Linked DNA regions of Mus musculus: regions 2, 3 and 4 are each linked to region 1. Evidence: chromatin loops called from intact Hi-C (ENCODE). Cell type or tissue: heart. All regions are shown on one strand. Links, peaks and the distances in the headings refer to the core of each region. The heading gives the core; the rest is flanking DNA. Region 1 holds the start of Sdad1 (SDA1 domain containing 1). Region 2 holds the start of Scarb2 (scavenger receptor class B, member 2). Region 3 overlaps Scarb2 (scavenger receptor class B, member 2). Region 4 has its middle 4.3 kb from the start of Art3.

Evidence for each region. Peaks named below come from ENCODE experiments on the same cell type or tissue, not always from the same donor. Only the 100,000 strongest peaks of a DNase experiment are listed, where the experiment ranks them.
Region 2: a loop joins it to region 1, with 3.0 times the contacts of the local background. A loop is called at or near these places in 5 of 42 quality-filtered maps.
Region 3: it touches region 1 in a loop (2.2-fold over the local background); 4 of 42 quality-filtered maps call a loop at or near these places.
Region 4: it touches region 1 in a loop (11-fold over the local background); 36 of 42 quality-filtered maps call a loop at or near these places.

Annotation. Positions count from the first base shown.
Region 1 is chr5:92,309,985-92,315,493 of GRCm38, forward strand. Sdad1 (SDA1 domain containing 1) reads right to left here and starts at 40. Exons shown (of 22, transcript NM_172713.2): 1 at 1-40. In heart, for the core only: a CTCF peak has its summit at 2,520 (motif pointing right); a DNase peak (open chromatin) is centred at 2,527.
Region 2 is chr5:92,503,206-92,508,714 of GRCm38, forward strand. It overlaps Scarb2 (scavenger receptor class B, member 2), which reads right to left and starts at 2,452. Exons shown (of 12, transcript NM_007644.4): 1 at 1,987-2,452. The coding sequence starts at 2,103. In heart, for the core only: CTCF peaks have their summits at 2,523 and 3,431 (motif pointing left); DNase peaks (open chromatin) are centred at 1,656, 2,426 and 3,246; H3K4me3 peaks cover 2,263 bases; H3K27ac peaks cover 2,281 bases.
Region 3 is chr5:92,486,705-92,492,213 of GRCm38, forward strand. The region is part of intron 1 of Scarb2 (scavenger receptor class B, member 2); the gene reads right to left. Among named protein-coding and RNA genes, the nearest start is that of Scarb2, 16 kb to the right of the region's middle. In heart, for the core only: a CTCF peak has its summit at 2,477; a DNase peak (open chromatin) is centred at 2,477; H3K27ac peaks cover 1,121 bases.
Region 4 is chr5:92,379,867-92,385,375 of GRCm38, forward strand. It overlaps a transcript of Art3 not described here. Among named protein-coding and RNA genes, the nearest start is that of Art3, 4.3 kb to the right of the region's middle. In heart, for the core only: CTCF peaks have their summits at 1,042 (motif pointing right) and 2,123 (motif pointing left); a DNase peak (open chromatin) is centred at 2,093; H3K27ac peaks cover 339 bases.

The sequences.
Region 1 (5,509 bases), core at 1,213-3,712:
TAACCGGAAACGGCACGTGGGACACGCCGCTTGCCCGACCGAGCTACGGAACGCTCAGAGGATCAAACTTCACCACCCTGCTGCAACTCTTTGTAGGCGTCTGCACGCTATCGGTCCCTGCCGGTGGACAACCGCTACTGGTTGTCACCAAACTCTGGAGCAGGTTTCCTTATCTCAACATTCTTTTCCACTGAAAACAATTTTTATACAATATATTTGATCATGTTCTTTTTCCTCCGCCAATTCCTCCCAGTTCTCCCCATCTAGCTCAGCATTCTTATGGTGGCCCAAATAAATGAGGATTAATATGGGACTCAGGTATGACAGCATACAACTGTAATCCCTGTACTCAGGAAGCTGAGGCAGGAGCATTATATTTGTTTGGGGCAAGCCCGAGGCTTACTCTGTCTCAAGAAAAACGACAGAAATTAAGCAGGGGCCTGGGGACTGGTTCAGGTGTCCTATCTCATAGGAGACCCTAGGTTTCTTCTCCAGCTCTCCATAAACTGCGTGTGTTGGCTCATGCCTGCAACCCGCATACTCAGAGAAGAGGCGGCGGGAGGGTTGAGACTCCAAGGTCATCCTCAGTTACATAGGAATTTGAGAGAAACCTGAGATACATGAGATCCTGTATTATAAAATGAGGATTAGGGGCTGGAGATGGTTTAGCAGCTAAGATCTGGTACTGCTGTAGGGACTCAGGCTCAGTTTGCAACACACGGTGGCTCTCAACCATCTATAGTTAACTCCAGCTCCTGAGAAATGTGTGCCCTCAGCAGGTGCCTGTGCTCACAGCACACATACCCACACAGAGTTGCACACACATCACTAAAACAAAAACCTTGTCAGAAATGAGAATCATTTTCTTTTAGGCTGTACTAAAGGTAGAAGAAAAAAATCCATGAGGAGTATGCTTAGAGAATATGTTTTAGAGAATGGCAAAGAGCAGGGGTGGAGGTTAGATTGTTTTTTTGTTGGTGTTGGTTTGTTTGTTTGGTTTTGTTTTTTGAGACAGGTTTCTCTGTGTAGCCTTGGCGGTCCTGGAACTCACTCTGTAGACCAGGCTGGCCTTGAACTCAGAGATCCATCTGACTCTGCCTCAGGAGTGTTGGGTCTTAAAGGTGTGTGCCACCACCGCACCCAGGCAACTCTCTTAATTCTAACCACAGAGGGGAAAACAGCTGTTGGATGGTAACTAGGTTTTTGTTTTGTTTTGTTTTTGTTTTGTTTTGTTTTTTTCGAGACAGGGTTTCTCTATGTAGCCCTGGCTGTCCTGGAACTCACTCTGTAGACCAGGCTGACTTTGAACTCAGAAATCTGCCTGCCTCTGCCTCCCTACTGCCGGGATTAAAGGTATGCGCCACCACTGCCCGGTAGATGGTAACTAGTCTTACACTAATAGATGAATCAAGGTGTTATTATTCTGTGTAACCTAAGCAGTTTCCTAGATCAACTTCATCCAAGGTTACCTGACACCATGTTAGAGCCCAAATCAAAAGAAATTTATAATCATATCTGGATAAGTCCTGAGGACAGTTAGATCAAGAGTGCTCGTGAGGGCGTTAGTGTTCTATGAGGGGATTTTTCCTTCCAGAGGCCGTCAATGTTTGTGGAATGTAGATGGCTAACTTCTAAAGTTTTTCCCAATTCTTTAATCATAAGATTAAAGCAACATTTTAATTTTTTGAAAATTTCCTAAAATATGTTTTTGATCATATTACTCTTCCCCTAACTCCCCCAGACCCACTCTCTCTCCTCTCTCTCTTCCTCCCCCTCCCTTTCCTTTCCCCTCCCCTTTCCTCTCCCCCTCCCTCTCCTTTTCTGTCTTCATCAAGTCCAGTTTGTGCCGTTTGTATATTTTTGGATGTGCAGCCGTCCGCAGAACATGGTCATCTTCATAGGCACTACATTGCTGAAGAAAACTGACTCCCTTGTCACCTTGTCATCCAGCAGCTATCAGTGAGCAGTAGGTCCTTGCAGAGGACAGGTTCAGTTCCCAACAACGACATGGTAGCTCACAACCATACGGAACCCAAGTTCCAGGGGGTCTAATGCCCTCTTCTGACCTCCTTGGGTACCAGGCATGCATATGGTGCATATACATTCCTGCAGGCAAAACGTTCATATATATTAAATAAATAAACAAATAAATAAATACGTAAAATCTGAAAAGAAAAAGAATTTTAAAAATTATCTCAAAAGGTGGTCAACAGAAATTTTCATTACTCTCACTTGAAACCAAGAGAGAGGGCACTAGAGAGATGGCTCAGCTGTTAAGAGCAAGCACTGACTGCTATTGCAGAGGACCTGGGTTCAATTCCTGGTTGCCCACATGTCAGCTCACAATCGTCTGTAACTCTAGTCCCGAGAATTCTGACACCGTCTTCTGCCTTTTGCAGATACTCTGCGTGCATGTGCTGTACAGGCGAAACACCGTGCACATAAAAAAGAAGAAAAAGGAACCAACATTGAGAATGTTCCTGTCTGCCTAAAATACATTGTTTTGAGAAACTGTTAAAGTCGCCACTAGGGGGAGCGCCTGCTCTTGTTTTAACAACAAACCAAACTCCCACAGGCTTGATTAAAATGACCACCTGCAGATTAAATCAGCTAAGACACGTCTGCCTTTTCTAAAGCTAACTTTAGAATCCAACTCGGGTTGCCCTCCTGGGCAGCAAGCACCAACACCCGCTGAGCCACTCACTGGTCAATAGCTTACTTTTTAATTGTTCCTTCCCTTCTCCACTACTTTGTATATTTATTATGAATTTTGCCAGCAAGCCCATCGATTTCTTTCTTTCCTAGGAAAAGAGAACTGAGTTGTTATGGACGCCCCTAGAACCCTAGGCAGAACTCAAACTCATCTGGGCATCATCCTTTTATTTTCTTAAAACTTACCCCCAGGTCCTTAAAAAACATTTTTTTTTCCTCAAAAAACCCACTGAATAGTTTGTTGGGTTTTGTTTGTTTGCTTTTTGTTTTTCTGTTTTTACACCTGAGAGCTTGAAGAGTAAAAGCATATTGTGATTTCTTTCAGCATTTATTAATTTCTGCTCTTGGGGATATGGTTCAGTCTATAACTGGTCTGCCTTGTGGGCATGGGGACTGAGTTCCATCCCTAGAAGAAAGAAAAAAGAAAAGCTGCCATTATGGTACCTACAGTGGCCTGGTGGGGAGTGACATGAGATACGGGGGGGGGGGGGGGGGGATGGATAGACTTTGGTGCTGACTGGCTGAGCAGCCTGGCCTACCTGGTAAGGTTCATTGTCTGTCTCAAAAACAAGGTGAACTGTACCTAAGAAACTTCTCCTGAGACTGTGGTCAGGCCTCCGCTTGTATTCGCATACTCAGAAATACACAAATAGGAACATGTACACGTATGTACAAATGCACGCACACATATTACACATGCACATGCAAATGCACACGCACGCGCACGCACACACGCACACAGAACTGAGCTAAGGATGTAGCTCAGTTGCTGGAGTGTGGTACACCTGCCATCCTGGAAGTTTGAGATTTGTCTGGGCTAGAAGAGACCCTGTCCTAAACAAACAGACAAGCAAACCAAACAAATACAACTTTATTGATGTGTGAGGGATAAACGAAAAATTGTATGTATTTAAAGGGTACAAGTGTCAGAGTTTGGACATATTCGTAGGCCTGTACATCCATCTTCATAGTTTACATGACACACAGCATCACCTCCTAAAATTTCCTCGAGACGTGTGTGTCTAAAAATAACCTTTCTACCTTTTACACAAACTTTAAATTAAGGGCATAGACAATATTACAGAGGGTGTGCATATGCTATACAGTAGATCTTTAGGGTGGTGACATTTTAGTTGACCTTGAAAGATTTAATGATTGTGAGAGTCAGGAAGGAGTCACTAGTTCCTTAGTGGACAGCCTATGTTTAACATCGGGCCAATGGTTAACCTCAGAAGGACAACAGGAACAAAGGCTGGCCCTTATCTGCCAGTTACCTTGAGGAAGCCAGATGAAACGGACGCTCTTCACTGCCTTGTTCGGGAGATCTGCTGTTACTCCCACATCCAGCCCAGCCATGGGAAAGCAATTGTTGTGGCTGCATTTGGGTGTTACTCATTTTTGTCATAATAGGAAACAAGCGGGAAAATTCCCCCAAAGGACCCAAGGTCGCGATACTCACTGTATGAAAAATCATCCTCTGTGAAATACAATCTGTGAGTAGTATTTTTAAACCAAAGTATATAAGGCTTTATGCATTTCTTTGCAGAGGACAGGTCACGATAAGGAGAGAGCGTGCAGTGCCTAATTTGTCCACTTCTGTCTTTGAGTCACACTTACCTGTTGGTTGGTTTTTGTTTTGCTGTTGCTGGTTTTCCTTTATTCCTCTTTGGTGGGAAATCCAGGCCATTATGCATGCTAGACACCCGCTCTACTACTGAGCTACACCCCCAGCACAATATAAGTATATTTAAAGGCACAGAGCGGGGAATCTTTAGAAAAACAGCCAAGCGTCAACATGGCTGTCTATCTGTGGTGTGAAAACCATGGTGTGCTGAGAACGCTGAAATGGAAGAACATTCTGGAACAAACCTTAGGGCAGTGGTTCTCAACCTATGGGTCATGACCCTTTGGGGATCAAATGACCCTTTCATGGGAGTCCCCTAAGACCATTGAGAATATCAAGGTTTTTACACTTCGATTTGTAACAGTAGCAAAGTTACAGTTATGGAGTAGCAATGAAAATGATTTCATGGCTGGGGTCACCACAACACCAGGAACTGTATTAAAGGCCACAACAATAGGAAGGCTGGGAACCACTGCCTTAGAGAAGCCCTAGTGGCAATCATCTCCCTTCCTTTACTCTGCAAATGAGGTCATTGCTCTGCTGAGAGCCAAGGTACTTTCAGACTCTAGTCAGTCAGGAAGAGGCAAGATCCAGACCGCCATATGTTGCAGTGACTATAAATTGGGGGTTTCTACTCCACCTTAGATCATTTAGTTCCCAAATAAAAGAAACAAAACCTTTATATTTATAATGAGCCTTAAAGCACTACAGCTGGGCAGATACCAGCCCTCTATGCTGTTTTGTGTATTCCGTTATCATTAGCCCGGAGGTATGACTTGGCATGCTCTGCCAGGCTCTTACTCCACCTGGACAGCCCTCCTGGCCATGCTCTCGTGACCCACCTACTCTTCTTCCTTCTTCTCCTCTCCTCGGACCCCAGCCTGGCAACCGAAGCCCCGCCTACCTCTCTTCTGCCCAGCTACAGGCTGTAGGCTCTTTATTCAACAAGTAGTTTTAAGGAGGAAGGTTACATAGCATCACTTGGTGTACAGAGGATCTCCTCATCCCTAAGGACCGCCTCGTTGAGGGCAACCAGATCTCAGGGCCAGTATTAACATTACAGTGCATAGCCACAGACCAAACCTCAGCAGCCATCTACTCTAAATATCAGGCTTTTACATAGACTTCCATTTCTAACTTTCCTTCTAGTGTCCAAAGTGTAAATTAGGAAAT
Region 2 (5,509 bases), core at 1,092-3,591, 190 kb after region 1:
TAAAAACAAAGTGGCGATCATATCATTAAACACTGACAATAGCCCAGGAGGGAAAGCATACTCTTTTCCTTGGAAAAAGATGATAGAACCAGGTGTCATGGTACATGCTTGTGATCAATCCTAGCACCTGGGAGTCTGAGACAAGAGCTGTGTGTTCAAGGACCAGCCTGGGCTACATAATGACACTCTATCTCAAAAGGAAAACGAAAAGATCCCACAAGTAGTCCCGGGCTTCTCATCAGGAGCATGGAGCCAACATTCATTCCCTGCCCTTCTCATCTGTAAAGTCCTCTTGGTCTTTCTCTCTGTTTGGGATGACCCTACTGGTTTCCGAGGAAAGTGCACACTGGTAGCCTCAGGTTCACTTACAGCATCCCCATTCCATCTGCTGAAATGAATCTATTTCCTTCCTATCAGACATCCCGTGGTGCACCCGCTCTGCAGCTCAGGCCCGGCAGTTCTGTAAGTCTGGTGTTGTGCTATAACTTATCAGTCAGTTTCTTCCCAGGAAGAAAAGCACTTGTGGCCAACAGAAACTCAGGTCCTGGGACGCTACTTCCCAGATAGATACCCCTCCCTGAATAAAAACGAATTCACAAGAATCGGTGTTTATGGCTGAGGTGCTAGGAGAAACCTTTATCTTACCAGATCCCCCCGCCCCAAAAACACCCAGACACATGCACACACACACACACACACACACACACACACTCACACACACAAGTGGATCCACAAATCATATTCTGACTGTTGTATTCCTTACTCACGCTACCAAAGCAAGAGTTTAAAGGGCTTGTTTTTCTCCTTGAACACACACAATCAGGGCAACAATGGTCTTTGAGAAGCTCACACAGTAGGCTTGGTCTTCTCTTGGCAATGCCATCTCATTAAGGCTTGAATAAGGCTTTGCCTTGACACTTAAAAAAAAAATCTTTAATTGCCAGACTCCAAGTAACTGGTTACTACTGCGAATCTCTATTTAGGGACATCATCTATTGGCATTTGGAATAAGGCAACTAATTTTATTAATCTGGAATACAGTGACTCCAAGCAGACTCTCAAGCCTAAGCTTTTGTACCTGGGAGACAGCAACAGAGATCAGCGAGACATTATGCATAAGAATGATGCTAATGAGAAAGGCTACCCCAGTGACTCATTTGTTTAGCTCTTTATTTTTAAAGGAAAAGGTGACCCTAGTAACTCTCTCCAGTTCCTCTTTCCACCGTGCCTGGTGAATGTGGGTGAAAGGGTAAAAGAAAAAAGTGACCAGGGTGGCCCCAGGATGGAGAAGTCTTCCACATGACCAGTTTTCAGGCCCCATCAAACACCCTGGGAGACAGGTCCAAATTCGTTAATTACCCAAGTAATGGCTGATGAGCACAAGTATGAAACAGAGACAGGGCTGTCTGCGAGACACAGAGCCGCTAAGCACTAACTGCAATGGATAAAATGTCACCCATTCCTAAAGCCTAGACTGTTTGCCATCTGCTCTGCCCTGCCCTGCCCTGCCCTGCCCTGCCCTACCCTACCCTACCCTGTCCAGCCCAGGAAGGAGAACACAATAGACCTCTCACCCACTTCTCATCCCCAGGCTCACTCCGTTTCAAAGGCTGCGCGGGCAAGCCTACAAAGCCAGCCTCTTCTGCGGTGCTTTTACGCATTTCTATTTCTTTGTCAAGTGCGAGGGAAACAGGGCTCAACATAGACCGGGTGCGTAGAGGGGTGTGGAGAATTGCTAAGGATAGAACGGAAACGCAAGGCTTTTCTACAAAGTCGAGATCTGTAGACTTACAGGTTATTTAAAAGGAAGAGTCACCTCAAGTCTCCACATCCTGCCAACCCGGGGAGGCAAACAAGAGCTGTGTTCTGCAGGCTCGGCGCCAACGCAACTCTCCCCACACAGGGTCCGCAATGGGAGGGTGGCCTAGAAAGACACCACACACACACACACACACACACACACACACACACACTAGCCTGCCTCACCTTCTCGATCGTCTGGTCTACCGCCTTCTGAAAGACTCGAGCCACTAGCAGCGTGACGCTGGTCACCAGCAGCAGCAGAGACAGCGTCCCCGCCGTGTAGAAGCAGCATCTGCCCATACTGCGCGCAGCTCACCGGCCAGGCCTGGGACCGAACGGCGAGCTGGAACAAGCCTCCGCCAAGGCCGAGCAGCAGCCGCCCAAAGCCCGGGGCCCCTGCGGCTCCCGCACCTTCTCCGTGCGTGTTCAGCCGCTGCCCGCGCAGTGCGCACAGCCCTGGAGTAGATACCGGAATGAGCAGCAGAGCCGGTGCGATCGCGAGTGCCGGGGCCGCCTGGCTTTCGTTTTCTCCGGCTGCTGCAGCCAGGGAGGTGCAGGGAGCGCGCAGAGCGGTGACGCGGGCTGGTGGGGCTCGCCAGCAAGCCGCGGCGGCGGTGATGGTGACGGCTGGCGACTGCGCCGGGAAGCGGGAGGGGCCGGGCGGAGGCCTTCAGTCATGTGCCCTGCAGCGGCCCCTGCGATTCGGCGGGGTTGCGCCTGCATCCTCTCCCTGCAGGCGGCGCGGTCATCCAGGGAACTGAAATCGCCCTTCCCCATTCGCTCTGCCGCTTTCTTTCTCCTTCAGATCTCTGCTGAGGGCCCACGGTGGGCCAAGCATGGGGAACCCCGGCTGGACGCGCGGTTTCCCTTACTCCAGAGGATCTCCCGAGTTCCTTGGAAGATTTAAGTACAATGTAACTAATGCTTTTACAAGGTGCCTGCTGACTTGTGCCTGATTTGTACCTGCAGAGCCTTGTTGGGTTGAACTGGGTCTTCAGGAATAAGTCAGAGTGTGTCCTCAAGAAAGTGAGGAGGAGGCGTTTGCCTCCGCAGACTGAAGGCAAGGGAGTTAACTGTTGAGTAGTCTAGGCCTTATGCTGTAGGGTTTGTGGTGCCAAGCCCTCGGAGATCAGATTTTGAAAGGCTCTGTGTCCTGATAAAGGGCGTTAACAGAGAAGCAAGTCAAGTAGAGCAGGTGTTTGTTGTCTATTTTGTCATCATCAGTTGAATAAGGGTTAGTTCCGTGACTGGCACACACATACAGACACACAAACACGCGGCAGCCCTATTATGAAGCAGAAAGAAGTGCTGTACAGGTTGTAAGAGGAACTGGAGTTGGGATGTGGGGGGTGGGGTGTGATTTCGTTAATGGGAAAAGGCAAGTAGGGAAGCTGGGTGCAAAGTAATACCTACAAGTTCAGCAAAGCCGTGGGGAGAGAGTAGTCCTTGAGGCAAACTGGCATGTCCCCAAATTCTGACATATCTCAGATGTAGACCTGCCTTAAATATCCCTGTTGTGCTTAATCAGCGGACTGGGAGCAACCTTGAGAAGTTAGTCTTTACCAGCTTGGGATAGATTTCAGTCGTGTTCAACAGCTGAGAGGCTCATCAGTCACTAATGCCATCTGCAGGGGAAGATCTGAACTGACATTTTCTTGGCCAGGCCAGTGTCCTTATCATTAAGGAGTCAGCCCACCAGGATGGAAAACACTCAAATAATCGTGACACTGGAGGCAGCCTGTACCATAGAGGGAGACCTTGTCTCAAAAGAGGAAAGAAAACAAGCAAAATAGAAGCACACAAAAGAAGCTCTGTCTTAAAATTGAAAAAATAGATAAAGGAAAAAACCCAGCAGAGTAAAATAAAATCTAAAAGAAAATGGGGGGGGGGAGGTATGTGCAATGAAAAAAATGAATTTAGATGAAAGTTACACTGTTGCTGGTGTACTACATAGTTAGTTAGACTCAGGACAATTGCACCTGCACAGATTTCTCTCTCTCCTCTCCCTCTCCCTCTCCCTCTCCCTCTCCCTCTCCTCCTCCTCCTTCCTCCTCCTCCTCCTCCTCCTCCTCCTCCTCCTCCTCCTCCTCCTCCTCCTCCTCCTCCTCCTCTTCTTCTTCTTCTTCTTCTTCTTCTTCTTCTTCTTCTTCTTCTTCTTCTTCTTCTTCTTCTTCTCCTCGTCATAATTTCCAAACAGTGGTGGTGTCCATGTTATTACTTTGTATTAAGGATTGTAAGTGACCTAAACTAAAGAATAAGGATAGATGCGTGTAGGTTCCATGCACATACCTCTTCTCTCTCTCTCTCTCTCTCTCTCTCTCTCTCTCTCTCTCTCTCTCTCACATTTTCTTTTAGATTTTATTTTACTCTGCTGGTTTTTTTTTCCCTTTATCGATTTTTTCAATTTTAACACAGAGCTTCGTGTAGCCTAGCCTCCATGTTGCTATGTAGGAAGATGATGACCTTGTGATCTTGCTTCTACTTGTCCAGTGCTGACAACATGGGTTTCTGATGTGCTGGGGAATCAAACCCAGGGCCTTTTCTTTTCTTTTCTTTTCTTTTCTTTTCTTTTCTTTTCTTTTTTCCAGACAGGATTTCTCTGTGTAGTCCTGGCTGTCCTGGAACTCACTCTGTAGACCAGGCTGGCCTCAAACTCAAAAATCCACCTGCCTCTGCCTCCCAAGTGCTAGGATTAAAGGCGTGCGCCACCACTGCCCAGCTAAACCTTTGATTTATAATGGCTATAGTGATTTGTTAGACCAATAGAATATGACAGCTGCTTCGGATTCTCTGTCTTTTTTGAAAGAGACAGTCTCCTGTATCCTGGGCTGGCCTGGAACTCAAATGTAGAAGGATGACCTGGAACTTCTGAAGCTCCTGCCTCTGCCTATCAGCTGCTCTGCCCGGTGTCCCAGTCTGTTTCAGGGGACATGCTAGGCCCCCATTTTCAAGCAGGGGTTGGGCTTTTGCTGCAATCCCAGTATCTTTTCATTCGTTAACTAGGAAAAGGCTTTTCTAAGTAACCTTCGATGCTTGTCACTCACAGGTTGCTCACTGGACTCCTGTCCCCACCTCTGACTTCTAAATCAAATACCATTGGCTGGTTCATCCTGGAGTACAAACTCCATAGACAGCTACCACCCATTCCAGCCCTGATCCCTAATTCCAGCACAGCACCTTCTTCAAGTTCATAAATGTGTGTAATATTATATCATTTCTCTCACTCTCCTCTCTTAACCCCTCCTGCACCCCTCCCCAAAGTCATGGCCTTTTAAAATTACTATCACATATATGTGAATAACCATATAAACACAACCCAGAGTCCATTTAACATTGCTTATAGGACTGACCACATGGTAGTAGATAACCATTTAGTGCCATCATCCCTGGGAAACTAATGACTCTCGTCAGTCATTAATTGCCTTTAGCTCTTTGTCTAGGGTTAGGACCTTGTAAGATTCCTCCCATCCATGCTGACGTGTCAGCTGGTGGTCTTGAATTTACTGTAGCTATCCTACCCCCAACCCCACTCCATCTTAGTCTCCTGGGAACTGGGATCACAGTTATGGGCCACCACACCTAGAACATTAAGGTCCACCTTGCTTTGTTTGTGTTTGGTGTTTGAGATGCTCTTACTGTGTAGCCCCAGCCGGGCTCAGAGTCCTGATCTTCCTGTCTCGGTTTTCCCAGTGTTGTGATCACAGCT
Region 3 (5,509 bases), core at 1,045-3,544, 180 kb after region 1:
CCCAGAAACCATAGGTTATTAAATGAAAATCCAGTGTCAGAATTGGGCTACCTCCCTATGAGTTGTTGTTCGGGGAGACCTCTGAGGCTTCCAGAACAATACAGACAACTGCTACTGCTCTTGGTTGCCTAACAGAACTAAGTGAGAACATATGCTTCAGTCACAGGATGGAGAAATCACCGTGGAATAGGGCCAGAGGCTCCCTCACTGCTAGCTAGAGCCAATAGCCCAGAGTGAAGAAGAATTACCCAACAGTCTTACTCAGATGTGACCCCTGAGTGTCACTGACTGGCCAAGCAAAATTTCACCTACTGGCGCAATAGTGGCAAGCTTGTTAGGGGAATAACCAACCACTTTCTGATTAGATTTGAAGCCTGCTCCACAAGACAGAATTCATATTTGGCATTGTAAACCTGCCAAAACTCCTAGCCTGGAAGGCATAGGCCCTGGTGCCAAAACTCCCGGTGTCTTTTAAGCTAGCAGACATGTGTCCAGCTGCCTTCTAAATAATTATGTCTATGCCCAGGAAATGATGTTGCGGTCAGCTTTAGTCAGAGAAGCGGCTGCTTAGAGTGGACAGAGCTACCTGCAGAGACTTACTACTTGTCAAAGTAAGGTGAACAAGTGACTTGGCTAGCTCAGGCATAAATGGCGTATCTGTGTCACCTCCTCTAAGGCACGGAGGTCCAGCCGTCGTTTCTATCTAATAACTTGCTAAGTCAGTGGGTTGAGATGTGACTGATGGAATAGAAATGCAGAAACAAATCACATGACTCCTTGGCTCCTCCAGCTTCTGAGGTCCTGCTCTAGCGTCTGCTTGGCAAGGCTCATCCTCTCCAGGCAGGAACTCTCTGTCCATGTTAGAAGTAGGTATTTAAAAGCTTTGTGACTCTTTTTCTCACCCATTAGGTATTGGGAATTGAATTTAGGGCCCTGTGGGAAACTAGGTAAGCACTCAACCACTGAGCTACATCTCCAGCTCTGAATAAAAGTTTTAATTATTATTATTGTTATTTTGAAACACTGAGTTACACAGGTTAGCCTTGAGTCAGCCCAGACTGGCTTTAGTTTCACAAATCCTGGGATTACAGGCCTGGCTAAGATCTGGCTTTATCTTATTTCCTGACCTCAAGCCTAAACTAGCTGAGGGCAGAGGGGCAGTAAGCTGAAGAAAGCAGACTAGGTATACACTTGAATTACAAGAACGTCTCTTCCTATACATCTCTCGTATACGGTTTTTGACAGTCTATCAGAAACTATTCATCCAATGCCTAGAAACTGTACCAGGAACTTAAGCTACTTTAAACCAGTGTTGGAATTATGAGAGTGGAGAACCTGGAAATAATAATTACTTCATCTTCCAGAGATCGCTTTTTCTGGTCCAAAACTTTCTAGAAAAAGGCAGGGCAATAACTGTTTCTTCTCCACAAACGCCCCGAGGAAACCTGTACTGGAAGAAACCTGTACTTTCCATTGGACAGCACAGAGGTATCACTTAAGAATGGAGTGGTCATTACAAAGTGAGTTCCAGGACAGCCAGGGCTACACACAGAAACCCTGTCTCGAAAAAAACAAAACAAAACAAAGAATGGAGTGGTCAGCACAGGAAACACCTAATAACGGAAGTCATTAGGGATGAAATCAGCAAACTAAACCGGAAAATTCAGCTCTTCAGCATGTAACCAGCTGAGTTGGCTGTTGACTTCTCGAAACAGTGTAGCATTTACCTTGCCTAGCACGTGGAAGGCTCTAAACTCAATTCCTGGAAGTTGGAGGGTTGGAGGAGTTGGGAGTGGGCAACACAAATCTGGCTTGGGTCTGGAGAGGCTACTTGAAAGCATTACTGTAAATGGAGAAGGGACTGTTGCCAAGGGCAAAAGCTAATAGGGATGTTTTGTTTGCAGGAGTCTCAAGGGTTAGGCTTAAGTTTCATTCCCTGGGAGGAGTGGTCAAGGCTAGAGAACAGTGTCAGGAGAAGTGGGGGTGCCTAGGAGTGGCCGTATCAGCCAGTGAGCAGAGGGCCTCACCTGGAGGCCAGCTATGGTCCAGCATGGGGGAGGGAAGTTCTGTACAGAGAAGAAAGGACTTGGGATCTCACTTATATGTTAAAAAGATCATCTACAAAATTACAACCCCCCCCCCCCAGAACCTCCTGCAAGGGAGAGCTGAACAGCTGGGTAAGCAGCTGGGTTTATACCACTTGGTTTCAGCCAGCTCTGGCAACCCAAGGTATAAAAAATACAAAGTGGGGGGACTTTCCAGAAAGAAAGAAGGCAGAACTCCTTCCAGAAAGGGTGGAAGCCAGATTTCTCGGGCATCTCTAAACTTGTCTTTCTGAGGTTTAGGATAAAAATAAGCCTTTAGAAACCCCGTCTCCTTAAACAGAGCAAATGAAAACACTCCTGGCTAGCACTGAAACAGTCCTTGACAGCTTGCCTGCGTCACCGTTGGTAGCGGACTCTGGCACACCCTGGTGTTCTCCCTGTGGTCAGCCTGACCCATGGCACCTCTCTGCCCTGACTACTTAGAACCGACGCCATCTGAATACACTGTTCTGTTCTCTTTCATAGTCTCAAAACCTCCCCCAGTTTCTATAAAGTTCTTGTATGTTTGTTCTGTGTCATATAGCTGCAGGTTAGGCTAGTCAAGGAGCCCTCTGTAAATCCCAGAAGAGGCCCTGGGCCTTGTGTGTGTGTGTGTGTGTGTGTGTGTGTGTGTGTGTGTCTAAATATGTGTGTCTATGTGTCTGTGCATGTGTGTATGTATGTGTACATGTACGTCTGTGTGTTTGTATCTGTATGTTTCTGTGTATGTGTATGTGTGCATGTGTGCATGTGTGTGTGTGTGTGTGTGTGTGTGTACATCCATGTGTGTTTTGTGCATGTGACTAAGGGGGAACAAGAGAGCAAAGAGAAGCTGTATATGCAACTGCCGACATTTCTAAAAGCAGTGTGTCTTTATCTTTATCTTTTCCTGCATCGGCTCACAAACAGTCACGCTGCCAGCACAGCCAGCTGCCTACTGGGTACCTGCCAGACTCTGGGGCTGTGCTAGAGGCCTCATTGTATCTGAGCTTTAAGTATAGGTCCTACAAGATAAGAATTTCCAGTTTTGCAATTTGTATCGAAGTCAAACACCAAAAGAGCAATGGAAAGAAAACTCCAATTTTGTAGACAAAGAAACAAAAGCACAGACTTCTGCAAGTTGCAAGCCAGTATGTTAAATCATGTCTGGACAAGCCCTGGTCTACAGTGTAGCAAAGCCCAGGTTTGCTTACCATACAGCCTGCTGCAGTGACCAGATTTAGCAAATACAATCATCTTTCATGGAAACAACAGTTTCTTAAGTATAATTATGTCCCAGATATTACATGAACTACATAGAAAATGAATCTTTTAAATTTTAAATTTTAGAATTTAATCTTTTAAATATATATACACACATATATATTAATTTCTAAAAAAAGTATTTGTATTGGAGTTTTGCCTACGTGTATATCTGTTACACTACATGTATGCCTGATACCCAAGGTCAGAAGAGGGTTCAGGATTCCCTGGCACTGGTTACAGATGATTGGGAGCTCCTGTGTGGATGCTGGGAATCAAACCCAGATCCTCTGAGCTATTTCTCCAGCCCAGAAAATGATTTAGTCTTTACAGAGGCATCTGAAGGATTTGGTGACAAAGTGTTGTGATATCTGCAACTTATATGGAAATAATTACCAAAAAAAAAAAAAAAAAAAAAGAGGGGGGGGGGTGTCAGAGAGCTATGACCAGACGGTAACAACTGATAGCAGGAAGTGAACGGTAACATCATATGCACAAATACTAAGATAATTACTTTGCTGTTCACTTGGGATGTAAATTAAACTGGGTTTTATAGCTAGCATCCCTACCCTCAAGGAACCATAACATAGAAAGCATAATGCCCTGGACCATGAGCTTCCCGGTCAGTCACCTTGAGTTCTTAAGGCAAGCAGGGAGACTGTGGGAGGTCATGGTGAGCTCCATCAACTGGCATCCAAGGACCGAGAAAAACTGAAGCCCAGAGCCCCCATAGCTGCTCAGCCCTGCTATGCTAATGTATCCAGAGAAAGCACTGGAACCTTATACCACAAGACAGGACAGAGACTGGGTCCCTGTGGATGGAACCTCCTAGCTTTGTGCCAGATACATAAGGCACGGGGTGTGCACTGCAAAGAGCTTGCTCTGCAAAAGTGGCGTTAACCCACCAGCTAAGTCACGACCGACCTTAAGTTCAAGCCCTGGGGATGCCTCACACAGGAAGTCTTTCATTCTGCCACATACAAGGAGCCAGTGTCACTGCCACAGCTGCCCTGTGACATTCTTAACATGAAGCCACAGATGGGGAGGAACTGCTGCCCACCCCCCCAGGGCTCTGCTGTGGTAGTGACAGCCCCAGAAAAACACCCAACTGCTGAGCTGTCTTAGTCAGACCAGACTAAAAATCAGCATGAGGTCCTACATCAGTTTTACAAATGGCTTTGGGTTATGCTTATCAATTTTAGCCAGATAGAATGGGATAGGTTTTCCTACGCACAATACTTCGAACCATCATTAAAATAAAGACTGGGGCAGATCCCTTGTTATAAATTTAAAAGAAAAGCTAAACTAAAAGGCAGAAAAAACTTACTTTTCTGTTCATCGGCCCAAAGGTACAAAGTAAAGTCTTTCCTGTGACAGGAAGAAGCCCCATTCTTAAGACAAAAGTTTATAAAACAAATGTCACACAGAATTGTAAGCAAGTCTCTCTCTTGCGTAGGGCAAAATGACCAGTTTACAGAAGTGTGTGTCTAATAATATCACATTTAAAAGAGATATTGACATAGTAAATTAAAAATAAACTGTAAGTGTGCAGGGAAAAATCATGTGAGCTTCCAATCTCACCTTCTAAATGGCACTACCATTTGCTGTCATCTGAAATCAGGGAAATGGTACTCTGTCCTCTGCCTGCCCAGGACTTCCTGCTGGCCTTAGAAAAGCTTTTATTTACAAAGTTGTTTGTTTGCTTGTTTTTCAAAACAAGGTTTCTCTGTGTACCAGCCCTGGTGTCCTGGAACTCACTTTGTAGACCAGATCGGTCTCGGAAGTCTCAGAGATCTACCTGCCTCTGGCTCCTGAGTGCTGGGACCAAAGGCGTATGCCACCACACTTGGCTGCAAAATCTTTATAATAAAGTTTTGATTTAAAAAAAAAAAAGCCTAACAGGAAGCCACTAGTCATGGTGGCCTACCTAAGATATAAGCACTTGGGAGGCAGAGGCAGAAGAATCAGGAGTTCAAGGTCAGCTTGGGCTACATAGTAAGGACCAAGGAGCTAGCAGAGTGCATAAAGGTGCTGGGTGGCCAGGTCTGCTGAGCTCAGCTCGATTCCTGGAACCCATGAACAAAGGTGGATGCTGTCAGAAGAGCAATAGGAAGAAGAGAGACACTGCCTCAAAACAGTGTGGAAGGAGAAGACTAGCCCCTAAAAAATTCTCCTCCAAGCTA
Region 4 (5,509 bases), core at 972-3,471, 70 kb after region 1:
GGATACTATCATATCATCTGCACATAAAGATAGTTGGAGACTCGAGTCTCCGTTGAGACGGTAGGTGGTGGTCTAATAGGTCTGCTGACATGCGCTGCTTGGGCTTTTTCTCTTGCAGCTTTCCATAGTCTGTCTTTGTTCTGTAAGTTTAGTGTCTTGATATGTGCTTATGTGCTGAGGGGGCTTTCTTTTCTTTTCCAGTCTATTTGTGTTCTGTAAGCTCCTTGTACCTTGATAGGCCTCTCCTTTTTTTTTTTTTAATTTTTTTAAAAGATTTATTTATTTATTTATTTATTTATTTAATGAAAGTACACTGTAGCTGTCTTCAGACACCCCAGAAGAGGGCACCAGATCTTGTTATAGATGGTTGTTAGCCACCATGTGGTTGCTGGGATTTGAACTCAGGACCTTCAGAAGAGCAGTCAGTGCTCTTAACCGCTGAGCCATCTCTCCAGCCTGGCCTCTCCTTTTTTAGGTTGGGGAACTTTTCTTTTATGATTTAATTGAAAATATATTCTTACGCCTCTGCCCTGGGTTTCTTCTCATTCCTTTATTTCTAGTATCTTTAGATTTGGTCTCTTTATACTTTCCCAGATTTCCTAGATGTTTTGTGCCAGGAGTTTTTAAATTTTAACATTTTCAGCCGGGCATGATGGCGCACACCTTTAATCCCAGCACTCGGGAGGCAGAGGCAGGCAGATTTCTGAGATCGAGGCCAGTCTGGTCTACAGAGTGAGTTCCAGGACAGCCAGGGCTACACAGAGAAACCCTGTCTCGAAAAAAAAAAATTAACATTTTCTTTGACCTAAGTATTCTTTTCTTTTATCTTCAATGCCTTCTCTCTTCCATCTCTTGTATTCCATTGGTGAAGCTTGCCTGAGTTTTCTTTTTTTTCCCTTTGTCTTTCTTAAAAGTTTATTTATTAATATATATAGTATGAATATATAATATATAATCATATATATTATAATATATATTTAATATATATGAGTACATTGTAGCTGTCTTCAGATACACCAGAAGGGGGCATCTTATCCCATTACAGATGGTTGTGAGCCACCATGTGGTTGCTGGGAATTGAACTCAAGACTCAGTCTTTGCTCTTAACCACCGAGCCATCTCTCTAGCCCCTTGCCTGAGTTTTCTGTTTGAGTTCCTAAGTTTTTCATTTCCAGTGTACCTCAGTCTGAGTTTTCTTTTTTGTTTGTTTGGTTTTTTTGTTTGTTTTTTGTTTTGTTTGTTTGTTTTTTGTTTTTTCCAGACAGGGTTTCTCTGTGTAGCCCTGGCTGTCCCGGAACTCACTCTGTAGACCAGGCTGGCCTCGAACTCAGAAATCCGCCTGCCTCTGCCTCCCCAGTGCTGGGATTAAAGGCGTGCGCCGCCACGCCCGGCTATTCATTTCCTTGTTAAGGACCTCTAACATATTTATGAAGGTTATTTTGAAGTCCTTGCCTGGTGCTTCAACTATATAACATTTCTCAGGACCTACGGGTAGAAGGTTGCTGGTCTTTAGTGGAGACACATTGTCCTGGGAGTTATTGTGTCTGTACCTGGGAGTGTAGGGTTTGGGATGACTGTAATCTTAGGTCTTGTCTGGTCTTGTCTTTGTTGAGTGGGTACTCTGTTCCTTGACTTCTGTTCCCTCTCTGGGTTTTAGGAGAGTGTGGTGGCTGTGTGCTGCCTGAAAGGGAATATTTCTGAGTCCCCGCAAGTGTGGTCACTGAGGGTTCCAGTTAGAATGTGTTCCTTGGTACTGGGAGCCGACACTGGTTCCCCCTCTCCCTTTTTATCAGGTGGCTGGCTGTCCTGCAACCTCTACGCAGGTTCCCTTCTCTTGCTGGCTGTCTTCTCATAGAAGGTGGGAAGCTGGCTCTGCCTCAGTCACCTTCTGTTCACTCAAACAGAGATTCCCTGAGAACCCATCAACTATGCTGGCCAGGGAAGCAGGCTGGCAGTCTTCGCGCTCCCTCCAGTCTGCCAATCTCATCCCCAGATCTGTAACGGATTCTCAGTTATAGCCCCTCTTTGAGTAATACTTAAATTCAAAGTTTGTTTCTGCCAAGAGTGGAGCCTATGAAATGGAGAGATCTTGTTCTTTTGCTGCCCTCTGGTGGTCATTGGCATATGTACATGCCATGACATACCCATGCACGTGCTCTCGCACACTAATAGGAAATAAAAGAAATACAAAGTTAATTGATTTAAAAAAAAAAAAAAGATGAAGAACAAAAACAAAAACCAAAAAAACAGCTCCTTTTGAGATAGTAAATGTTATATACCGTAACATTTACCTAATTGAAATGTATAGTTTTTAGCTGGGGAGTAATGGCACATGACTATAAACCTAGAGCTCGGTATGGAGGCAGGAGGATTGTGAATTTGAGGCCCATTCGATCTACCCAGTGCACTTGAGACCATTTTTAGAGCTTCTGACACACTGCATGCGTGCAATGTCAAAGCATCAGGAATGCTAGGAAGTCAGTCACCAAAGACGACACACTGATTCCGTGATAATATTTAAGGGACACAGAGAAATCTGTGGTGCCAGGTGGTGAGTGAGTAGCAGGGTCTTTGGCGGAGGGAGGAGGTGGGCGTGGGGAATTGATAGGGAAACGCCCTCGCCGCTTCCATGGCCCTGGAGAGGAACCATCTTTGGAGACACTGTCCTTATGCTCGGTTACTGCAGATATGTCATGCGATGTAAATCTATCATTACTTCTTATTTTTTATTTTTTTGGTTTTTAAAGACAGGGTTTCTCTGTGTATCCCTGGCTGTCCTGGAACTCACTCTGTAGACCAGGCTGGCCTCAAACTCAGAAATCTGCCTGCCTCTGCCTCACGAGTGCTGAGATTAAAGGCGTGCACCACCACTGCCCGGCTCTACTTCTTATTTTTAACAGTTGAATAATACTGTTCGTTATCCATTTATTAGAGGATGGACATTGGAACTGAAATATAGTTATAAATATTATTATAAATGTCATTGCTAGCCGGGCATGGTGGTGTATGCCTTTAATCCCAGCATTTGGGAGGCAGAGGCAGGTGAATTTCTGAGTTCAAGGCCAGCCTGGTCTATGGAATGAGTTCTAGGACAGCCAGGGTTACACAGAAACCCTGTCTCAAAAAACAAACAAACAAACAAAAAACCTGTCATTGCTATTATAAATAACATTGCTTTTCTAAGAGGGGGGAATGAGGGTGAATATGAACAAGGTAGATTATCTACACTTGTGAAAGTGTCACAATGAAGACAGTTATTGTGTATAATTCATATAGCTACTGAAATATTCTGAACTTAAAAAATAAAATCCTGTGTAACTTTTTAACACCCCCATGCCCCCAGATTTAGACTAAAGCCCACCAAGGTTGTGTGTGTATGTGTGTGTGTGAGAGAGAGAGAGAGAGACAGAGAGAGAGAGAGACAGACAGACAGACAGAGACAGAGACAGAGACAGACAGACAGAGACACACACACAGAGACACAGAGACAGAAAACAGAGACAGAGAGAGAGAGAGACAGAGACTTTCTATAGGGCCTCAGCAACTGTCTCTGAAAAGCCTGTCTTCCGTCTTGAGTGTGTACACATCTGGGCAGGGTGTCCTATCATGTCCGTACACATGTTTCTTTAGCATCCTTCTCATGTAACTATCTTTACAGCATGTATCATTTGGGACCTGTCAGCTTATTGCTATGATATTCTTAGCGTTTGCAAACTGGGGTGAGCCCTTTGGTTTCTGGACAAGGTCTGAAGCTACACCAAGTGGTGAAAGCCCTGAGCAGAGATGGATTAAGGTGCTTCTTAACAATACACCAGCTACGCATGATCGTTTCACTAAGGACTGATACAGAGACTTTAGTCAGCTGAGTCAGACGTGCATGTTACCATATGAAATAAAATGTACAGTGTATAACTGGGCAGCACGGACCCTGATCTGCCCTCAACAATTTGCTTTTAAGATATTTGAAGCTGAGGAGGTGGCCCAGTGGATAAACTACTTTCTTCACGAGCATGAGGTTCCGGCTTGGAAGCACGATGGCTTGTGTCTGTAACCCTAGCCGTGGGAAGGCAGAGGCAGGGAGTCCCCTGGGACATGCTGGCCAGTGAGCTACATCAGTCATTGCCAGGGTTAGTGAGAGATCCTCTCACAAAAGAAAAGGTGGCGATGGCAACCGAGGAAAAATGCCTGACCTCAACCTCTGGTATACACACACACACACACACACACACACACAGAGAGAGAGAGAGAGAGAGAGAGAGAGAGAGAGAGAGAGAGAGAGAACAGAACAGAGACACAAAAAGAAATACATAACAATTTTTTTGAGCTTGCTTTCCTGAAGTCAGGTACCAATTCTTCAAGTAAAAAAAATTTTTAAATCAATGTTATGGTTTATATAAATACTTTATTTGTACATTCTGGGAAGGTTCTGTCTTAGACATTGAATACAAAGTGTATTGCTTAATACAGCTGGGTTACATAAACATGAAGTCAGAACCGGTGGCCTTCTGCTGAAGCTGCCCTGCTGATGATCTCCTCTGACAGCAACTCCAACTCTGTCGCAAAAGTGCATTGTTGGTTCTTCTTTTGACATTAATACCATAGTCTGTATAGAATAGTACGGTATGAATCGTCCCATTTTAATAACAGCAACAGCTAGTTTAACATTGAACTTACAGAACACATAGAAATCAAATGTGAAGGAATGGGTTTGGCTAAAGAGTTGGCTCACGAGGTCTCCCTGCAACTCACGACAGAAAGCAGCAAGGCTTGAGAGTGCTCCTCCTCGGGACCTCACTCAGCAGCTGCCCAGCTGTGGAATCTGGGCCCCTTTGCTCTCTGCTCCGGTATAAGAAATTAAGGTAGCAGGCATACAACCTCTGAATCAATGCACATGGGAAAAAGCAAACACCAGATAGGTGCGTCCTAAGGTGCAAACTCAGCGCCATTATATACTCTGCAGTTTTCCCTTACTTGGGACAGAAATAAGTGGAATACCTCTGACAATGCTGATACGTAATTTAAAGAGCAGCTTCTAGATTTTGTATTTGTTTTTTAATTTTATGTATATGGATGTTTTGCCTGCATGTATGTCTGTGCACCATATGCATGCAGTGACCCTGGAGGCCAAAAGAGGGCGCCAGATCCTCTGCGACGTCAGTAACAAATGGTTGTAACTATGGCTGTCATAGTTACATTTTTCCTCAGTGACAAAGCACCATGACCACAGCAATGAATGAGAGAAAACATTGATTTGGGGCTCGTGGTTCCAGAGGGTTGAAGTCCATGGCGGCAGTCCTGGCAGCCAGCAGCCAGTCATGGTGCTGAAGCAGTAGCTGAGAGCTTACCTCTGAGCTACGAGCATGAAAGAGACAGAGACAGGGCCTGGAGTGTGGGCTTTTGAAAACTCAAAGCCCGTCCCCAGTGACACACCCCCTCCAATAAGGCCACACATCCTAGTCTTTCCCAAATAGCTCCAACAACTTGGGATTAAGCATTCAAATACAGGAGC